Regions from separate parts of the Mus musculus genome. Here region 2 is linked to region 1. Evidence: chromatin loops called from intact Hi-C (ENCODE). Cell type or tissue: heart. All regions are shown on one strand.

Evidence for each region. Hi-C counts contacts between places; a loop is a spot of excess contacts. Peaks named below come from ENCODE experiments on the same cell type or tissue, not always from the same donor. Only the 100,000 strongest peaks of a DNase experiment are listed, where the experiment ranks them.
Region 2: a loop joins it to region 1, with 6 times the contacts of the local background. A loop is called at or near these places in 9 of 42 quality-filtered maps.

What each region holds. Positions count from the first base shown.
Region 1 is chr11:58,924,616-58,932,615 of GRCm38, reverse strand. Btnl10 (butyrophilin-like 10) reads right to left here. Exons shown (of 6, transcript NM_001363414.1): 6 at 6,008-8,000. Rnf187 (ring finger protein 187) reads left to right here. Exons shown (of 4, transcript NM_022423.2): 4 at 1-328. Among named protein-coding and RNA genes, the nearest start is that of Rnf187, 10 kb to the left of the region's middle. In heart, CTCF peaks have their summits at 842 and 4,494 (motif pointing left); DNase peaks (open chromatin) are centred at 3,365 and 4,175; H3K4me3 peaks cover 618 bases; H3K27ac peaks cover 885 bases; H3K27me3 peaks cover 223 bases.
Region 2 is chr11:59,293,644-59,301,643 of GRCm38, reverse strand. No RefSeq gene overlaps it. Among named protein-coding and RNA genes, the nearest start is that of Wnt3a, 6.9 kb to the right of the region's middle. In heart, CTCF peaks have their summits at 1,278 (motif pointing left), 3,496 (motif pointing right) and 7,809 (motif pointing right); no DNase peak of the experiment used is centred here; H3K27me3 peaks cover 7,047 bases.

The DNA.
Region 1 (8,000 bases):
CATCCCCAGGCCGCCGGGTGCTTCACTTCGCTGTAGTTTTGGCTTTTGCTCACCTCATATTTTCTCCAATAGGTGAATTTCACAAAACTTGTGACGTAGCGGTAGTGTGGTTGCCTGCAGCATCGTGTGTGTAGATAACTAGTCCAAGAAACAAAACCCGGCAGAGTGGACAGACACAGGTCAGGGGCCAAAGACATAGATGTATTTAGGTTTCGGGTAACAATGTTCTGTCCCCAGAAGGCCCCAGCCTTGGATGTAGTGACCGGCCTCAACTTGACTCGCAGGTGGGCTGGGTTTTCAGTGCTGAATAAAGTGGTTTGCTCCAGCCTCTCTGTTTCCATACCTCCTAGTCTTTGTCTACACAGCTGCTTCCCCCTTCCCTGACCAGGTTCCAAGGACTTTGATACCTTTGAAAGCAAGATAAGGAGACTGTCACTAAGATATTCCAGGATGGGGTGTGGGTGTGGGTGTGTGTCATCCCAAACCCAGCGTTGGCTGTGGGCATTGCATCTGGGAAGCAGGATCCATGGATGGATAGAAGGACCAAGAGGAGACATCGTGGTGAGAGGACTCTGGCTTAGCCCACCAGACAGGGTCTGCAGAGGGCTGGCCAGCTGCGCAGATGCACCCAGGGTGGAAGGTAACAGACTGGTCACATTCATACCCAGGGTGACTGGGTGCCCAGGCTGTAGCATCCTTGATCCTTGAGTCATGCAGATGGCAGGCAGCGAGAGCAGCCCTGAGTAGTGTGCTCCTCAGTGACAGAACGTGGTCTCTGTTGGGGACCAGAATGAACATTAAACTGATAGACTAGCAGGTGTGGAGAAGGTCTAGGCCACCTGGTGGTAGCTCAGAAACAAGCAATAGGTTTGTCCCTCAGAGCTTAGATTGGCCCAGAAACCTTATGGCCATGTCTGAGTAAACACCTCCACCCCCAATGAACACGGACCCGGGACTCAGCAGACTGGATGTGTAAAGTGCCTCAAGTTCACACCACAGCTCTGTTGCCAGTTAGTAGCCTGCAGTTCACACATGCTGTCAACAGCACCCTAAATGGCTGCTACACAGGACACTTCCTCAGTCACCGTTCAACCCCCATGAAGCTCTACCCTTTTTACCCAGTCATTTCTTAAGATCTCACCTTCCTACTGCTAGCATTTGGAGGAGGGATTTCACGATGACAGCAGAAACCTAAAGGCACACTCCCCAAGATGACATGCTCCGCTCCTCCCCTTCATTGCTGGGTGAATGTCAGCTCTCTGAGCCTGGCAAACTTAGAGGCACAGTGACCCAAGACATCACTCCAGGTCCTCAGGGTAGTGCTTACTTTACTCCACACCATTATAAGATAGGCCAACAGGGTTCCTTTGCTAGGAGGTGAAAGAAAGGTCATGTGGAGAGAAGACGGAACTCATGAGACAGGAGAGATGAGCTGGACTTCATGATTGGTTCAGGATACTGTAAGTAAAAGTGATGTGTACAAATGGTCTAGACAGATGTATCCATCCTTTTGACACTGTCTACACATGAAGTACAATTTGGTGGTGGGCTATATTGATGTGATAAGTATCTCTTGTCTGCACATAAGATGCAGGATGGATATGGTGAGAGACCATGTCAGCATCAATGGACCCCAAAGGGCTGGTGGGGTGGGAAGTGGAGAAGATTGGGATTTGAGTATTCCAAACTTTGAAAAGACAGTTGAGCATGGTGGTGTATGCCTTTAATCCATAGGCAGGCACATCTCAAAAGTTTGAGGGCAGCCTGGTCTACACAGCAAGGTTTAGGTCAGCCAAGGCGGCATAGTGAAAACCTATATCAAAACAAAACAAAACAAAACAAAAACAATCACTAGGCTGTAAGGTTAGAAAAGGTTGGGAGAGCTGGGCATGGCTGAAGCCAGGATGCTGAGACCAGCATGCTGAGGCAGGGTTGTGGTCATGTGTTTAAAGACTATGGGGGAGAAACAGCAAGTGTTTTTGGTTTTGTTTGTTGATTTTGCTGGGGGACAAAAAAAAATGAAAAGAGCTAGGTTTTAAGGCATATTTCAGTCTGACCTTGCTTGGGTTTCCTGCAACAGTGCTGCCATGTTGGGAACAGTTCGTGGGAAACTTACAAGTGTGCGTGCTAGATAACAGGCCAATACAGCTAGCTGCTGGATAAAGAACTGCAGGTACTCAGTTCCTGCGCATTGCCAGCTGGTCCTAGTACTCTGGTACCAAAGTCCTTATGTGCACAGGTCCTTGTCTATAACCCATGGACAGACATCTGGTGCTTGACAAATCCTCTAGGTTGCTTCTAATGTCTAATATAATTAGCACTATGGACTAGTTTTATATTACAAATTTTGTATACTAGGTTTGAGGAAAATGATGAGGTCAACAGTATAAAATACATTCTAGATGAGGGGGTTGTTTGGGTTAGTTGGTTGTTCCCCCCCCCCCCCCGTTATTTTTGGTCTCTAACTGAATCTATAGAGGTGGAACCTATGAGCATGCTGACTGTATTCTAACATGCAAGTCATTTAGTCGGGCCTTGATGATCCAGAGGCTCTCTGGCAGCACCTCCCCTGCAGACTGTGGGTGAAATTCTTAACTCCCCTTTGGGACTTATTGAGAGACTCGGGGTGTAGCCTATGGCATTTCTTCCTTAGTGAAAACTGGATGTGGCTCTGGCTTCACCCCAGTCACCTCGTGGTTAAGGGAGCTGGCTACAGCTGTCTCCAGGCAGGTCAGTTCAAAGGCCACTTCACACACCCACCTAGTTTTCTCCAGCAAAGGCTCCCAGCTAACCAGAAGTCTGCTAAAATTCCCAGGAAAGGGAGGCGTCCACAAGGTCTGTGGCTCTGGCTGCCCACCTGAGGTGCTTTATTTCCATATGAGAATTTTAATTTGGAGATGGATAACTGAGTTGAAACAAAGATTCTCTGTTAAACTGTCATGAAAAGGAATGTGCTGTTAAGGAATTTTTAGGAGACAAACAAGGCTAAGGACTGATAAGATTTTAGAAGGAGAGCAGCCACCGATGCAGCCCTGCCATTGATACAGCACGCAAGCCTGCCAGGACTGAACTCACAAAACATATAGTCTGGTTTTAGCAAGATTTTATTTTGGGGCGGGACAGGACAAGTATTTTTTTTTTTCTTTCTTTCTTTTGACGGGCAGCTTCTGAGTCCCTGTGGTTCCTTTCATAAATGTAAGGGTTGTATTCTGATGACTAGGGTTTTCTGAATTCTGTCCCCTGGCCTCAGACTGAACAGCTCTGCAGGCTGGTCAATGCACCCAGCCTTCTGTCAAACCCCTCATCCCATAACTTGCCCAGGCCCCCTCCTATACCAGACCTGCTGAGCGGACTACCTTACTAACCAGGTATCTGGTGACCTGTGCTCAACTCGCTGCTGGGTCAGGTGGGTCAGTAAAAAGGATGGGGCAAGTTAGAGGCCAGCTTGTCCTGGTTCTGCAGTTCTTGGATTCTCAGAGCCAAGAAGAGCTAGCTGGAGGAGTTGGTGCAGGCAAAGCATAGCTCCCACCGGCAATCCTAAAGGACATGAGCAAACCTCGGGCTGTGCTGCCCTGGATTCTGAGAGGGGTTGGGGGGAGGGGGGAGGGGGAAGGGTAGGGAGGGAGAGTCAGTCTCCATTTACTGCTTACAGGAAGAGGTTCCACGGGTGTAGTGTATGATGGTCTCTGATTAGAGACTCGAGGTCAACACCATGCTTAATCATAAAGGGTCATGCCTTCCATCCTTTCCAAAGGCCTGCTCTATTTCCTAAACATGGGTCTACACACTCTGCCCTGTGAGGCTGGAATATGCACTCCTAAATCGCATTAGTAGGTGTCATGAGGGTGAGGCACCACCTCCTTGTGGACAGCTCTGTGTTCTGGCAAAGAAGAAAGATCATCTGTCATCAGCCAGGAGAAACAAGGATTTCTGAGGGAGCAGTGCCTTGAAATAAAAATAGCAGAAGTCAAGCTTATGGAATTCTGTAATATGCAAATGAGGTGACTTCCTGGGCTCTTGTGATTGGACAAGTCTCCACAGAGCATCCAATGAAAGCCTTTAGGTTGTGGACCATCTTTAGTGTCTGAGGGTGTGGCCATTTAAGAGAGTCAGGGTTGTGCTGTAAGCTGGTCATTCATTTCTGGTGGTCAGCTTGTTTCCTTCCTGGATCTCTCGCCCCTTCCTTTCAGTTTCTCTTCAGGTTTAGGGCTCTGGTGACTCGGGTGTCGCAGCTGTCTGCGCTTCCAACCACTTCCTGCACGGAGGTCTGTGAGCTGTGTGGCTGATCACAGCGCAAGACAGTCTAATCCAGCTCTCAGCAGTGCAAGGATACCCAGAAGGCCACCAGCTACTGAGGCTTTGTCTACCCTCGGGGGCCCTTCAGTGACTACCAAAGGCTCTTCAGAGATAACCAGAGTCCCTGGATAGCTTAATGGAAAAGCCTTAAAGGACTCCTGACCTGGAAGAGAATAGGCAGTCTCCCCCTGGTGGCCTGGCCGAGGTAGTACCGCGCGGCACATTAGAAAGCCGGGTTTGTCCCAAAACAAAGGTCTGGGGGCTCTTCAGCCAGATCTTGGACTCTACACAGGTTGTCTTGACGATTCAGTTGGGAGACACTGTCCCCGGCTTTGACCCCAGCATTTAGGATAGGTCAGCCAAGTCTACAAAGTGAGATCCTATCTCAAATTAAGTAAACAAACCAAACAAAAAACCAAACAAACCAGCAGGCGTCGGTTTCCTGATTGAATTGTATGTTAACCATCCAGCTTCCGCCAAAGAGCAAAGGAACTAGTCCCCGCAAGTGCGTGGCTCAACACCGTTTTGATCTGGTGCTCTCCTTGGAGAAAATTTGTACTGCAGTATCTCTATTGCTATTTCATTACATCCACATTAGGATAAAAAATACAGCGTGGTGGGCACTTTGCTATGCATACTAGTACTAATATTAATACTAAATACTTTGTATTTGAGTTTTTAGCCCATTTCTATCTATTTGCAAAATTTCAGGAAAATTGTGAGAGAGGTGGAAGCAAGCACTCCCCGTATTTACAGCCAGCTGGTTTTCACCTTCACCTAAAGGTGGTCATTATTTTTGAGAATATTTTTGGTCGATTATTTTACTAATAAATGTGGATCATAGCTATGCACTGAGGGCATGGCTCAGTAGTCAAGAGCACTGGCTTCTCTTCCAGAGGACCAGGGTTTGGTTTGTGGCACTCACCTGGGAGACTCATAATATTCTGTATATATTCTGTATTCAGCTCCAGGAGATCTAGGCTCTCTTCTAGACTCTGAGAACACTGCATGCACATGGTACACAAGCATACATGCAGGCAGAACAGCCACACACACACACACACACAGTGATTGTCTTCCTATGAGCTCCCCAAAAACGTGAGCTAAGAAAGATTCATGTCTCCCAGCTACAGGCATTTTATTATGAAAACAGGAAATTAACACAGAAAAATTTTTAAAAGTTTATTTTAAATTCCAGAACAGGGAAAAAAGGGTCACTGCAGGGATATATCACGTAGAACAGGAGAAAATGAAAGTTCTCCACATTGTGGTATCAGTAATACTCCACAATTTAAAAGGACTGACTTCAAAATAAGTCCATCAAGGAAAAAGGGAAAATCAAAACAAACACAAACTCTACAGGGTCAGTGCCTACCTAGAGTGGAACCCTAGACAGGGATCAAATTCCAACAAGTCCTAGGGAACTTTTACAGAGAAAGACTCTGAACTTTTGATGATGCTGCCATGTGACTGTACACTCTGACCAATGTTCCCTGTGTGAGCTCCGCTCACAGATACCTTAACTACGGCTGCAAGGAATCCAGTGTCCTGTTCTGGCCTCCACAGGTACACACACACACACACACACACACACACACACACACACACACACACACACGAGAGAGAGAGAGAGAGAGAGAGAGAGAGAGAGAGAGAGAGAGAGAGAGAGAGAGAGACAGGCAGACATAAAGTTTCATTTTTTTGTTTGTTTCCCTGTGTAGCCCTGCCTGTCCTCAAACTCACTCTGTAGACCAGGCTGGCATCGACCTCAGAGATCCGCCCTCCTTTTTAGATTATGCATGTGTCACCTCCTGGTGTACAGGCATGCGTGCAGACAAAACACTTGTGTACATACAATACATAAATCTTAAAACAACCAACCCCCCCAAAAAATTCTCTAGCTAGGCAGTGGTGGCCCACGTCTTTAGTCTCAGAGCTCAAGAGGTGGAGGCAGGTGGTTCTCTGATCTACACATTTTCTATCTGGCCAATTTGTTACATATAAGTATCACAATGATAAAGAAGGAAAAAAAGTTAAAACTTTATTACTCCAAGGTTGAAAAACTGTAACATGCAGGGGATGAGGTGGGGTGGGGGACAGTGTGTGTGTATGTGTGTGTGTGTGTGTGTGTGTGTGTGTGTGTGTGTGTGTGTGTGTGTGTGTCTTTTATTGGGTCTCATCTCTTCTCCCATTTCTTTCTATATAAATGCCAGCCTCTCTCCAAAGCCCAGCCCAGGGGCTGCCTGTGCTTGTGACATTTCCTTGCTAATCCACTGACTAACCATAACTGCTCTTGACTGGGAACCCAAAACACTAGGTGACCTTTGTCTGTGTCTGAGGACCTTTCTCTTGCAAGCATGTATAGGCTACTACAGTCCCTATGGACAACGATCTGCTCATTCTGAGGAGGCATTTTGATGCAAAAGGGGTGCCCACCACTCAGCCAGGGACCTTCAACTCCAACCCACTAGGGTAGGTTCAGTGTTCCCCCAAATATGTGGGAGTCAGGACCTCTCGCATCTGTGACCAGGATCATTTGGAGGAAAGGGTCCTTACAGAGCAGTCAAGTTACAAACCTCTGAATGGAGCCAGCTGGCGTTAACGCGGGCTCTGAGTTGGATTGCTAAGAGAAAATGTTTAAGGAGAACCAGAGAAGAGCTGGCCATATGACCACAGGGCCAGCATTTGCAGTGATGTGACTGCCAGCTAAGAGGACTCCTCCAGACACTGGAAGGGAGGCCTGGTTTTCCCATGCTTTCAGGAGAAGCCAACCCTGACAATCTGACTTCAGTTCAGATTTCTGGTCTCCAGAATTTAGAGGGAAGAGTCACTAGTGGCTTTTAGGCCAGAGCTCTTAACCTAAAAGCCCCAGGCCCCTTGGAGTGGGGGTCCTGATCACCAACCAGATCAATCACACCAACAATCCCTGCTTGAACTTGCAACAAACAGCAAGAGGGAATGTTGGGTCTGCAGGATGGTGAGACTCTGTTTCTCTTGGGGCCACCAGCTTCACAGCACTAGATAGAGCGTTTTTCTCAGTCCCTATGGAACAGGCACCACGGAGCAGCACCCCACTCCCTGGGCTCTTCTGCTGCCGCAGTCTTGGAATGGAAGATTCTCAGGGAGCCGAGAGCTGGGTCCAGCACTTGTGTTCTCAAGTGTCCATTAAAACCCACTTCTCATCTGTTTTCTCTTTCAATATGGATGTGGTTTCTGTCCTCACTGAACTCTGACCAAAGTCTTAGGAATCTTGGGATCTTTGCTTTTGTGTGACTTGAACTAGTCTGTCACCGTGAGTGAAAGAAAGGGATTTAGGTAGAAATAGATTGGAGGAGGAAGAAAAGAAACAAGGGAAGGGAGAGGGACTGGAGAGATGGTTCTATGATTAAGAGCCCTGGCTGCTGTTGCAAAAGAATGGAGTTTTGTTCCCAGCACCCTCTGTCAACGCATAAACTCTCTAACTCCAGTTCCAGGGGATCGGATGCTATCCTCTGGCCTCTGTGGGCACCGCACCTGTGTGCGCAGACACACACACACACACACACACACACACACACACACACACACACACACACACACATCTACATAATGCAAAATAATAAAATCATTTAACAGAAGGAAAGAGAAGGTGGGAAGGAGAGAGAGGAAAGAGAGGAAGTGAACGAGTGAGAGATGAACAAGATGGAGAGAGAGTGAGAAGGGAG
Region 2 (8,000 bases), 370 kb before region 1:
AAATCCCATTATAGATGGTTGTGAGCCACCATGTGGTTGCTGGGAATTGAACTCATGACCCTTGGAAGAGCAGCCAGTGCTCTTAACCATGGAGGCACCTCTCCAGCCCCATCCAGAGAGTTTCTGACTACAGGTTCTGCCTAAGTAGTGTGTACACACCTTCCATGGCTGCTCTTCCAGCCTGAAGCCCCATTGGCCCTCAAAGATGTTGCTACATTTATCAATAGTTTTTGTTTTGTGTTTTGTTTTGTTTTGTTTTTAAACTTTCCACTGTTTCATACAGTTGACCTTCCGTGTCTGAAGGAAAGAGAGAGACATCTGTTGATTGCTAGGGCTGATCTGGCCATTTGGCTGTTGTAGAAGATGAAGCCAAAGGTCACCCTCAGGTCTCTCTCTCTGTCTCTCTCTTTCATGTTATGGGCTGGAGAGATGGCTCAGTGGTTAAGAGCACCGTCTGCTCTTCCAGAGGTCCTGAGTTCAATTCCCAACAACCACATGGTGGCTCACAATCATCTGTAATGTGCATCCAATGCCCTCTTTTGGTGTGTCTGAAGACAGCTACAGTGTACTCATATAAATAAAGATATCTTTGTTTAAAAATTATTTATTTTGATTTTACATGTATAAGTGTTTTGCTTACGCATGTGTATTTGATGTCCTTGGAGGACAGAGGAGGGCATCAGATGCCCTGGAACTGGAGTTACAGACAGCTTGTAACCTGCCAGGTGGGTGCTAAGAACCCAGCCCTGTGCTCTTTACAAATGCAAAAGGCACTCTTTACAGCTGACTAACTCTCCAGCTCAACCATGCATCCCTGTACCTCCTCCTAAGGGTCTGCCCGTCCCTGTCTCCCGTCCCTGTCTCCCGTGTCTCCCCAGCAATGGGATTAGTAATCTGCACTGCCTGGCTTTTGTGTGGATGAGACCTTTGGTCCTTCCTGCACAGCAGATGCCTTGCTGCCTGGTCTCTCTCAGGCTCTCTCTGGTTATTTTGTCTTCTCTGAGGAGGTCCAGAAGGAGTCTTTGAAGCCCTTGGGAGAAGAGCTGAATTGAATTTGGGGTGAGTATATCCCCCAGGTTTATGTGTTGAGATCTTGGCCTTCTAGGTAGTGGTATTGGAGACCATTAAGAAATGATGCCCAAGAGCTGGAGAGTTGGCTCAGCAGTTAAGGAACACTTGTTGCTCTTGTACAGAACCCAGTTTGTGCTCATAGGATGGCAGCTCCCAACTGTCTTTAACTCCAGTACTAGAAGAGCCAATGCCCTCTTCTGGCCTCTGCAGGCACTGCACAAAAGTGGTGCGTAGCCATATAAAATATAAAAATAAATGAAAAAAGAAAGAAGGGCTATCTAACGCAGGCTTGGGGGTTAACTCCTGAAATCCCAGCATAGAACATGTGCCTTTTCTAACAACAATGACGTTAAATGAGAAATCAATAAGTATCAGCTGGGTATGGTGAAACATTCTTATAATCACAGTTCTCAGGAGATTGGAGCCGGAGGATTGCCAATTCAAGGGCAGCCTGGGCTACAGAATGAGAGCCTGTCTCAAAGATATGCTGTTGTTTCGCCTTTCCTGGTGGCACAACCTTTAATTCAGCACCCAGAAGGCAAATCAAGCCTGCTCTACACAGTGAGTTCCAGGACTGCAGGGCTGTATAGTGAGACCTTACTTCAAGGGGAAAAAAAAAAAAAAAGTGAGATCAAGTGGAAGGTGACTGGTTCGCCGGTACTTAAAGTGGTAGAGTTGCTTACAGTCCTCGTCCAAGTGCATTGTTGTTTTGTTGTTGTTGTTGTTGTTTTGGTTTTTTGTTTGTTTTTGTTTTTTTAAATCCCTCATTCTCTTTGGCTTCCTGCTTTCCAACAGATCTCTCCTGCCTATTCGGGTTCCCATCATAATTTCAGCTTCCCTCTCCAGAGTCCAGCTTAGTTGCCCAACGCTAGACTTTGAGCCTCCCAAACTGCTTCTAAGTAAACCTTTGATATTCTCTATAGGAAGACAAGCTAATTAGTTCAAGAGGCAAGGGAAGGCAGGAGAGGTATAACCCACCCCAATGAGAAGCAGAGTTGCAGAGGAATGAGACGGGGTGAGGAGATGGATTGAAACGTCTGAAGGTGCCAAGGGCTCAAGTTCAGACCACACTGTAGTGGGTAGAGCAGGGGCTACATGGGAAGACCAGAGTGGAGCTTTTCTGGGATGTAACATGCAAACAGCAAGCACTAAGGGTAAGGTGCTTTGGATGTCTCTATCTCACAGCGCTGTTCTACCTTCAGCAGATATGAAATTTTTTTTTGTCTCCCCCGGCCCCATGTCATTATCTTTTCCCTGGTTTTAACTCTGGGCTGGAAATATTCCTGATGACAGAGTCAGGGTTAGCCAAGTGCCTGCCCCACTGCAGCAAGAGACTACACTTCCCCTGCAGATGTTGCTTACACCTGCCCCCAACCAAGCTTATCTTGGCCAGGTGAGGTCCACAACTTAGTTTTTGATCTGGGCAAAACAAGCTGGGCCCCCAACTTCCAAGGCTGTGGAAACAGAAAGGTCTCAAAGCTGAGCTCACATCCTAAAGGTGTATCCAGCTTTCTCCCCTGCCCTTGAATGATTCATCTACAGGCTGAAAATGGAGGAGTAAGGTCATGACACCTTAGCCTCCCTCAACCAAGAAAGATGGTAATCCATGGATAAGTCCATTGGTCAGTGACTTTTCCTCTCCACTGTCTGCCCCTCACCCCACACACTTGTTCCCTAGGGAAAGAGTCTACATAATCAACCTGCCTGGGAAAACCTCTCCCTCAGGTTCCAGTGATCCCTCTGTCCCCTCCCCAGGCAGGCCTGGCCCATCAATGGTGAGGCTAGAAGAACCCCAAGTGGAAGGGAGATTTTTCCCATGGTTGTAAACATACTTCCCCTTTAAGATAAACATTTTTAGCTCTCCAATATGGAGTAGAACATCTGTTTGTCTTTCTGTGCCTGGCTTAATTGCTCTGTATCCCATCCTCTAATCAAATAAATTCCTATCACAAGAGACACCCATTTTCATGGCCGACAAATAAAAGTAGAGCAAGCCACGCTTCATTTATCCATCCCTCTGTTGGCGGCCACTTGGGTTTTGTTTCTTGGCCGCTGTAAATGGTGCTGTGGTGAGCATGAGCCTGCTGATGCCTCTTCAGCAGATTGGCTCCATTCTGTTTGCACAGTCATAGCTAGGTTAGGACAGGAATGTCCGCTGACATAAACGTCAAGGATGGTGACACCTCCATCTCCCAAGGGGAGTAACCTGCCTGGTCCACACAGAGCTTGGCACACAGCAGGGAGGAGTGACAGTCTCCACTGTCATGAGATGCACCATCCACACAAGCCAAAGCCTGACTTGGGCCATGGAACTGTGGAGATTTCTGAGAGGAGACACCACAAAATCCACAACTACAGGAATCCTGCTTCACTTGCAAAGGAACACCGAGTCCTTTCTAAGCTACTCCGCCCTGAGCATCTCCACAGGGTGGCAGTATTGACTGAAAAGCAGAACTCTGTCACTAAGAAAGGCTGAAATGGTCTCAAGCCTTAAACTTCCTGCTAAAAAGCCTGGGAATCAGAACGCCAAACATGAATCTATAGATTCTGACCCGCGGTGACACAAGTCTAGGGCTCCAGAGAGCCTCGGCATTGTGATTTCTTTCTAAATCTCCGAATTCCATTTTCTTATTATTCTGAGGTGCCCCCTTTGGTTTGAGAATCATAGGATTCCAGAGTTCAGGGCTCTATCTAACCAGCTGCTTGGGTCCTCGGATCTCACCACTGGTTCTCCAGTGTGTGCTCATCCCATCCACGACAAGGGATGTGATGCTGGCTCCACAGGCAAGCCGGAGGCTGGGGTCCTGCACCCATCTCTCTCCATGATGCCACACATCTGCACAGAAGGTCCAAGCAAAGGCATCTCACAACACTTCTGGAGGAAAAAACAAAAAACTCACACAAATGCACGAAACCAGTAACAACCACAAAGTCCTACATATATTAATTTCCCCTCACATACCTGTGGTGACATTGAATTTATAAACTGGGCATTCTAGGAGCTAAACAACCAAGCGCAGAATAGACAGAATTCTTTCCTTCCTCTCAGCTCTGAGGACAGACAACTCAGTTTTATGTAGCCCTTGACAAGCCCAGTATACTTCCAGTTTTTCTTTCTTTATTACAGACCTTTACCATTTTAATTAAAGGAAACAGTTTCTAGCTTCTCTAAGACATATTTGAATTCCAGGGTCACCACTCTTTGGAGCTCTTGAGTAAAGAGAGGGTCACTTAAATGGAGGCACAGTCGCTCTCAGAACAGAGACTTAAGGAGAGGGCAGAGTCCACAGTGTGGGTATGTTGGGGGTAATAACGGGATGATGCCCATTCTATATGAGACAGAGTCAGATTTCACCACCCTACACATAATGTAGGGACATTTAAAATTCATGAATTGTGTATTTCTGGAATTTCCCTCCACAGAGTTTCTGGACTTTTGGTGACTGTGGGGAACTGAAACCACAGAAAGTAAAACTTTGGATAAAGGCTGAGGGAGGGGGTGACCATAAGCATTACTATAAGCTAAGAAAATAAGGCACGCAGATGCGAAGGCATCAGGATCAAGTCATCCAGAGCTCCGTCAAGACGAACCTTGGTTACAGGACCTTGCTGCTATCTCAAATAACAAGAAAGAATGGAAGGAAGGAAGCAGGCAAGGAAGGAAGAGAGGGAGGGAGGAAAGAGGGTGGACCCAAGGTAAGAAATAAACAATCTGATAACAGATACAGACCAAGAAAAGTCAGCAAGACAAGATGCTGAAGCAAGGGGTGCAGTTGAGGAAGCAGACATCCAGACAGCGGGTGTACACAGAACCACAAATGGACCAGCTGCTAGGGCTGGACCTGCCCAGCACAAGGCCAGACAGAAAGCAAGGGTCCAGTCTGAATAAAGCCCTGCATAGGCTGGGAGCAACCACAATGCGTGCTGGGATGGAATATAGACTAAACATAGACCATACAAGCATCCTTGCACAGAAGGCAAAATGAGGTGACTCTCAGAGCTGGATCATCTTGAGTTGGAAGCCTTGCTTGCAAAGGCCCTGCAAAGGCACTCCATATCAATGATGGCCAGAGGCACAGCTGTGGATGTGGTAATGTTGTTGGTTCTGGAGAAGTTGTGGGGGGCGGGGGGTGGGGGGAGAAACACAGTTGTGGGATGAAGGTGCAAGAGGAAAAGCAGTCCCAGATGAGCAGGAAGCTCACCGGCTATGAAGAAAGGAACACACCATCAACAGGACGGAACAATCTACACAGACAGCTGTGTCTAACAGAGACAACTGCTAAGTGACTAAGGAGGAGGGTAGGACCAAGTAGGAGACCAGAGGTCAAGGTCAAGGAAGTTCACTCTTCAAGGACAGCCCCAGGAGCAGATGTGGCTGAATCACTTCTTTCCTTCCTGTCAGCCCCACACAACCACCTAGGGCACAGTCCCACTTGCTTACATTTGTGTTGTCTTTCTCAATAGTGTGTGCCAAGGCATCCCAGGGTGCACCTCGCCAGAAAGCTCCAAGTGTGGTGGAGAATGTCCCCTGCTGTCTGAGGAGACTGTTAGATACAAGTATGCTTCATTTTAGTGCAGATGGTTGTAAAGGCCTCTCACAGATCTTGTGAGGCTGGGCTTGGAGGCTGTTCCTACCATTAAAAGCAAAGATGGTGCACATATCTGTCTGTAGATACTGGTTTTGGTCTGTGGGAAACTACAGGTGTTGAAGAAATTAGCCAGGTTCAGTGGTACATGTCTTAAATCCTAGAATTCAGGAGGCAGAGATAGGCAGATATCTTCAAGTTAGAGGCCATCCAGTCTACCCAACAGGTTCCAGAATTACATAAAGACACCCTATCTCAAAGGACAATAATAAACGAACTTAAAGTAGCATGTGTGACTGGAGAAATGCTCATGGTTAAGAGCAATGGAAGTGCTTCTTGAGGATTGGGCTCTGTTCTCAGCACTTACAGGGCGCCTGGAAACCATTTGTAATTCCAGTTCCAGGAGATCTGATACCCTCTGGCTTCCTTCAGCATCCTTCATATGGTGCACAGACATATACACAAACAGAATACCCATACACATAAAATAATAAAACAAGAAGCCGGGCGTGGTGGTGCATGCCTTTAATTCCAGCACTCGGGAGGCAAAGGTAGGCAGATTTCTGAGTTCAAGGCCAGCCTGGTCTACAAAGTGAGTTCCAGGACAGCCAGGGCGATACAGAGAAACCCTGTCTCAAAAAGACCAAAATAAAAATAAATAAATAAATAAATAAATAAATAAATAAATAAATAAATAAATAAAACAAGAAGGTGTGGGTACAGAGAGAGAGAGATAGCTCAGAGATTAAAAGCACTGGCTGCCCTTCCAAAGGACCTAGGTTCAATTCCCATTATTGACATTGTGGCTAACAACTGTTTGTAACTCCAGTTCCAGAGAATCTGACACTCTCTTTCTGGCTTCAACAGATACTGCATGCACATGGTACACATACATATATACACACAGACAAAATTCCCATACACATAAAAAAAAAGAGGTTCAAAAGATGACTCAGTGGTTAAGAGCACTTGCTGCTCTTGCATAGGGCATGGGTTCTGTTCTCAGCACCCACATGGTGGTTTACAACCATGTGTAACTCCAGTTCCAGGGAATCTGATACCCACTTCTAACCTCCTTGGGTACCAGACACAAATGTGAAACCCATACATACATACATTCAGGGAAACATTCATATACATAAACAATTTTAAAGTAATAAAATTAAAAAAGCATATGTTGGCTGTGGGTGTGGCTTTGTGTCAGATGGCTTGCATGCAAATCCCTGAGTTTGGTCTCCAGTACTACACACACACACACACACACACACACACACACACACATTTAGTGTGCATGTGAGTCAGTATGCATGTCATTCCATCTACGTGGATTTTTTAAAGGTAATTTCTGAATATTGTTTGGATATAATTTCTTTTTCTTTTTTCTTTTTTTGGTTTTTTGAGACAGGGTTTCTCTGTATAGCCCTGGCTGTCCTGGAACTCACTTTGTAGACCAGGATGGCCTCGAACTCAGAGATCCGCCTGCCTCTGCCTCCCGAGTGCTGGGATTAAAGGCGTGTGCCACCACACCCGGCTCTGGATCTAATTTATTCATACCCAAAGCCAGTAAGTATTTCTTTTAACCTGGATACAGAGAAAACTGCAATTTTTCAGTCTTTGAGCTCAGAGGGACCCATTCCTCTGTGAAAAGGTCCTGCGAAGGACCCCACAGGGTCAGCCAGAGATGTTCCTGGAAGGAAAGAAGCGAGCACTTGACAAGCTGCAGGGTAGGGATGGAAAGGGCTGCCTCTTCTGCCATGGAATCGCACCCTGGCTGCTCACTGATCCCTTATTTGGGACGAAAATGACTTTCCTCCAGGACCACTCATACATAGCGATGCCTTTTCTCATCAAAACCACAGTTCCTTGAGTTCCAGCTCCAAAGTGGTTTCCACAGAGAAACCTCAAACACTCTCAGTCACCACAAACCATTTGCAATACTGGCTCAGAGGCCCCACCCATGTCTCTGCCCCATCCTAGTTCAGCTGTCTCAGATGTGCTGAGAGAAGGCATGGGGTTAAAGAGCCTTGGTCTCACCTGTGGGCATCCACCACATCCACCACGTATTCACCAGGTGCTTACCCTTGTGACAAGGGTGCAGATGCTCTCCCCCTATAGACACGGTTTGGAGGCACATTGACTGACAAGGGACAGCCCTTAGGGGACAGCAGAGGGCGCTCCTGGAAGCAACCTGATCTCCAGACAAGGAGGAGTCCACGGGCAATGCATGTGTTCCCAGTAGGAGCCAAAATGTAGGTGTGCTGTGCACTGCACAGTCCTCCAAAGCCAGGCTGCAAGTTAGAGGGCAAGAGAGAAACAGGTGGGAGAGATGACACACAACTCCTA